Linked DNA regions of Homo sapiens: region 1 is linked to region 2. The links are chromatin contacts, found by Hi-C in ENCODE. All regions are on one chromosome and are shown on one strand. Each heading gives the region's core, a stretch centred on a gene start or an enhancer-like site at or near the end of the contact. The rest is flanking DNA. Distances are from core to core; before and after follow the strand shown. Region 1 holds the start of LINC03011 (long intergenic non-protein coding RNA 3011). Region 2 holds the start of ZNF736 (zinc finger protein 736).

Evidence for each region. Hi-C counts contacts between places; a loop is a spot of excess contacts on that map. Pooled maps may share reads with other maps.
Region 1: a map with no recorded cell type shows a loop between it and region 2 (13-fold over the local background). The contact joins the promoter of LINC03011 here to the promoter of ZNF736 in region 2. A Hi-C loop is called at or near these places in 1 of 168 maps with a recorded cell type or tissue (CD4-positive, alpha-beta memory T cell), 1 of 37 single-sample maps with no recorded cell type and 7 of 50 pooled maps.

What each region holds. Positions count from the first base shown.
Region 1 is chr7:66,492,183-66,494,973 of GRCh38, reverse strand. LINC03011 (long intergenic non-protein coding RNA 3011) reads right to left here and starts at 1,342. Exons shown (of 2, transcript NR_134573.1): 1 at 1,237-1,342. RefSeq lists an enhancer at 1,444-1,653.
Region 2 is chr7:64,312,688-64,315,387 of GRCh38, reverse strand. It overlaps ZNF736 (zinc finger protein 736), which reads right to left and starts at 1,427. Exons shown (of 4, transcript NM_001170905.3): 1 at 1,235-1,427. The coding sequence starts at 1,237. RefSeq lists an enhancer at 1,195-1,374.

The DNA.
Region 1 (2,791 bases), core at 93-2,592, 2.2 Mb before region 2:
AAGCTCCGCCTCCCGGGTTCACACCACTCTCCTGCCTCAGCCTCCTGAGTAGCTGGGACTACAGGCGCCCACCACGACGCCCAGATAATTTTTTGTATTTTTGTAGAGACCGAATTTCACCATGTTGCCCAAGCTAGTCTGGAACGCCTGAGCTCAAGGGATCCGCCCACCTAGGCCTCCCAAAGTGCTGGGATTACGGGTGTGAGCCACTGGGCCGGCCCAATAACTTTCTTCAGTCTGAGCATGAGCACTGGAAGAAAAGCTCTCACTTGCATATATTTTTTTTTTAGAGACAGGGTCTCCCTCTGTCACCCAGGCTGAAGTGCAGTGGTGTAATCTCGGCTCACAGTAACCTCAACCTCCCGGGCTCCATCGCATATATATATATATATATACACACACATATATATAGTTTTTTATTTTTTAGACGGAGTCTTGGTCTGTCGCCCAGGCTAGAGTGCAGTGGCACGATCTCGGCTAACTGCAGCCTCTGCCTCCCGGGTTCAAGCAATTGTCTGCCTCTGCCTCAACCTCCCGAATAGCTGGTATTACATGTGCCCGCCACCACGCCCGGCTAATTTTTGCATTTTTAGTAGAGACGGGATTCACCATGCTGGCCAGGATGGTCTTGAATTCCCGACCTCGTGATCCACCTGTCTCGGCCTCCCAAAGTGCTGGGATTACAGGCGTGAGCCACCGCGCCCGGCCCGATCGCTTATATTTTTAAAAAGATGTTTTCTTGGTTTCCTAGCCCCTCGTACCCCCTACAAAGTTCCAAAGGCTTTGATGTTGTTGCAACGGCCATCAGAGGTCAAGCCGAGGGGTGCAGCTCCCTAATGCGGTGCAGCCTCAGACGGGGCCGATCCTGCCCAGGATGAGCGGCGCCAGGGGTGGGGGACGCTGCCGGCGTCCCCGGGACCTGGCTGGGGGAGGAGTTGGGGGGCGCACCTACACAGGCTCAGGTGACGCGAGTGTGCGGCAAGGGCTGTAGCCGGAGCTAGCGGACTTGTGGCCACTGAGGAGCTTCTGCCTGAACGTGCCCTCCAGGCGACAGCCGCTTGGTGCGCAGCGCCTGCTCGCTAAGCGTCAGGCCCTTGCTGCGCCCTACGCCGCAGGCTGGGAAGTAGCGCAGGCAGTAGTAGTACAGGCAGCGGTAAAGCTCCTCCTTGTAGCTTATTGGTGTCGGCGGCCTGGTCTGGGCCTGCGGACCCTAACCCACCGCCTGCTGACACTGACCGGCAGTCTGTGGCCATGCGTCTGCGCATGCGCTCTCCTGGAATACCCAGCCGCTGCGCCTCGAGTTCCGATTGGTTCTACAGAAGGGGCGGGCCTGTGAGATATCACAGGGGCGCGCCTCAGCTGACGTCACAGGCGCGGGCCTTCCGGCGTCGTAATAGCGCCGGCCTTCGGCGACGTCACAGTGGCGCTACAGTGCCTGGAGCTGCGCTGGTTTTTCCTCGGAGTGGAGCCTGGTAACCGCGACTTCCCCGCCATGTTCTGTGTGTTGCTGGCTGGAGAAGGGTGGTTGACAAACTCCGACCCAGCACAGTGTTTCTGTGGGTCAAAACTAGAAAACTATGTCCAGGCTCGGCCGAGGCGGAAGGATCCGTTCAGGCCAGGAGTTAAAGAGCTGCCTGGGCAACATGGCGCGACCCCATCTCTGTAGTCCCACCTCAGCTTCCCAGATACTTGAACCCCAAGGTTCAAGGCTGCAATGAGCTATGATCCCATCACAGCACTCCATCCTGCGAGACGGAGGTAAACCTTGTCTAAAAAAATAAACTATCCAAGTGTACAACAGGGAGGGACTGCTTAAAGAAAACATGATAATTGTATGTTCAAATACTTTTAACAAGTGCAAAATGTATAGGCTGAAATAAATAGGGCTGGCCGGGCACGTTGGCTCACGCCTGTAAATTCCAACATTTTGTGTGCTCGAGGCATTCCGATCAGTAGACATGGGTGAAACCCCATGTCTACTAAAAATATAAAAATTAGGCCAGGAACTTTGCATCGTTTTAGGGGGCTCGCATCTCCCTAAGGGCCCGGTAATTGAACCCCTTGGACCTGAGGGTGAGAAACCTTGGCTCAGTTCTTCCCAGGGTGATCAGCCCAGGGGTAAGCGAGGAGAGACCAGAAAACAGGACCCATGAGAAGGTCCCCCTCCTGGAGTTTGAGGCCCATTCCTTCTTGTCCCTGCGTCTCCTCTTTCCAGGACTCCTCCCTGCTCTGCCCCACTCCTGGGAGTGGGGTCATGGCCATGGGGGGCTGCTTTTGGGTACAGGCCCCAGCGGCAACCCTGGGCCCAAAGTGGGCAGGCTCACCTGGAGGGGATCAGAGTCACATGGCAAGACGCAAGGGGAAAAGCCGCGCTGGAACCGCACCTCTCTGCCCCCTGATGTCAGTGGGTGCACTCTTCCCTCACCTCACTCAGGCAGCGGCTTGAGTTCCATGGGAGCACTGTCCTGCTCCCTCTGCTGCCTCTTTTTAGTCTTGGGGCTACTATAACACTTTCCCTTCCCCAGCCCTGCCAACCTGGTGGGACATTGGGCTTCCCTCTTCCTGGGGACAGGCGGGTCCTGGGGACAAGCCTGTCCTGTATCATACCTGCAGCGAGACTCTTTTTTTCTCCAGGACCTGCGGAGCAGCCAGGCTTCATGAGTTAAATGCAGATCTGAACCATACCCAGTTGGGATTGGGGTACACACTCTACTCCTCTGAAAACTAGCTAGGGGTTCGAACTTGGTGAGAGGGAGAGTGGGACAGAGCCAGACCAGACAAGGACTGATCA
Region 2 (2,700 bases), core at 178-2,677:
TCTTAAAAAAAAAAAACAACCTTTTGTTCCAAGACCCTCCTTTGAGCCCCCAAACAACAAATCATAGCTGGGTGTTCTCTGATTGATAAATTACTGTTTGTGCAAGTAAACTATTTGTATTAATCGCTTCTGGCATTACTATAAATACCTCAGACTGGGTAATTTATAAGAGGATTAATTGGCTCATGGTTCCACAGGCTGCATAGAAAGCATAACACCAGCGTCTGCTTCTGGGGAGGCCCCACCCAGAAAGCTTAAAATCATGGATGAAGGTGAAGCAAGAGCTTGAAAAAGAGGCAAGGTGGGGTGCTGTACACTTCTAAATGATGAACTTCAGGGAACTCACTCACTATTGAGAGGACAATACCAAGAGGAATGGTGCTAAACTATTCGTGAGAAATCCGGGCCCACAATCCTTCCACCAGGCCCCACCTCCAACATGGGGGATTACATTTAAATAGGAGATTTGGGCTGGAAAACACATCCAAATTATATCCTAAAGTTGCCTCAATTTAGGCTAGGGTGGTGGGTCATGCACGTAATCCCGGCACTTTAGGAGGCCCGAGGCGGGCGGATCACCTGAGACCTGAGCTCGGGGAGTTCGAGACCAGCCTGAGCAACATGGCAAAAGCCTGTCTCTACAAAAACAAACAAAACAAAATAGGCGTGGTGGCGCACCCCTCTAGTCCTAGCTACTTGGGGGGCTGGGGTGAGAGGATCATCTGAGCCCAGTAGGTGGAGGCTGCAGTGAACCGAAATGCACTTTAGCCTGGGCAACAGAGTGAGACACTGTCTCAAAAATAAATAAATTTAAAAAAGGGCCATGATTTTATTTTTAAAAGGAGAAAGGAGGGACTAGGGACCCCACGGCCCACTGCTTCTTCCACGGAGGAACTCCAGACCCTAAATGAGAATTCCCGTCTTATGACACTCCCAACACCCCCACACAATCTGGAGGAGGGAGACTCGAGGTTGCGGCACAGAGCTGCCCAGGAAGGGATCTGAGCTGGGGAGAAATTCGAGTTTAGGGACAAAACAAGACGTAGCGTTTTGGCTGCTGGCTCAGCCCCTAATCTGCGATGGAGGGAAATGAGGATTGAGCTGTGCCCGCGGGGACTCGGGGATGCAGACTCCAGAGCAGACCGCGAGAAGGCCCAGATACCACCGCAGCCGGTTCCGGCCGGATTCAAACAGCCTCTTCCCCATTCTCGGGACACCCACTCCACGCACTCACCATTTCCCAGCCTCCAGATGTTCCGCCGTCCTCCCTATGGATCTCCCAGTACCTGCAGGTCACAGGATAACAGAAGCTATAGTAGAGTCACCGAGGAACTCCAGGAACGGAGGAGATGGAACAGTGGAGACGCGAACTAGGATCAGAGCCCGGAAGCTAGGAGACAAAGGCCCCGCCATATTGAAGAGGCCGCCTCTTCCTCTGTAGCTGCGCACTTGATTGGACAGTTTCACGCTGGCGCCACTGATTGGCTAGGGCTCCAGGCCCCACCCGTTTCAATCCTAAGTGACAGAAGATGTAATCAGACACTGGGCTGAATGAGGCAAGGGTGACAGGTTTTTGCCTGCAGCGTTTTCAGGCGAGTCCTCCCTGTGCTGGGGGCCTGGCCCTGCCTGAGAGACATTTGTATTTAACCTTGCATATAAGATTATATCACTTTCTGATTATATTTTCGTGTGTGTGTATATATTACATTCTGAATTATAGTTATGTGTATGCTGCAGGCCCTGTCTCAGCATCCTGTCTTTCCCTTTAGCTGCAGGAGATCAAAGTCCTCCAGGAGATGCAGCTGCTTCAGCTGGCTGTAGACAATTATCACCTTCAGTCTGTGAAGCAATTTTGGGTCTGCTTCCAATTAATGGAGTGTCTCAGTGAGACTGAGAGGTGAGGGCCTAGCAGATTGGTTAGAGGTGCCACTCGCCCAGGCCTCCCAAAACACCCTGTCTCTTTCCCACCAAAGCTGAGCCTGCCTGAGGACCTAAACAAGCATGGAGAACCAAGATGGGACCCTAGTCAGGGATAGTGCTGGGCTGTGGGGTAAAGTCAGCTAGGTCAGGGCCTCCAGGTGTGGGGAGGAGCCGGCCTCTTCTGTAGAGCCCTGGGCAAGTCACTGCCCTCTTTGGGCCTCTGTTTTCTTATCTAAAAAATGTAGGGATGATGAGCCTCACAGGGTAATGAGGAGCTTCAAAGGAGAAAAATTTGAGAGTGCTTGTGCCTGGCTCTTCCTGAGAGAGATGATGATGAGAACAATGGTGACGGCTACATATAACTGAGTCCTCACGAGGCCCAGTGAGGTAGGTGTGGTTCCCATCACACTTTCAAGTTGAGAAACAGTCTCAGGGAGGCCTGGCTGCATGCCCAAGGTTCCACACACAGTGAGTGTTGCAGCAGGGAGTGAATCTAGAATCAGAGTTTACTGGAGGTGGCAGGAGCACTGGACCAGCTTGACTCACACCAGTTATCCAGGGTACCAGGTCAATGTAACTGGGCATAACTGGGTGAAGGGAGCATAATATCACTGACCTTGTCCTTGACCCTGGCAGAGGAAGACACCCAAGTTGGCCACCCTAGAGAAGAAACCACAGAAAGCCCAGATGAGGCTAAAGCAGCAAAAAGGCAGGTACCTGTGATGGGGAAGAGCTCCAGGGATTCAGAGGGAAGAGCTCCTCCCTCCCAGCTGGAGGCCT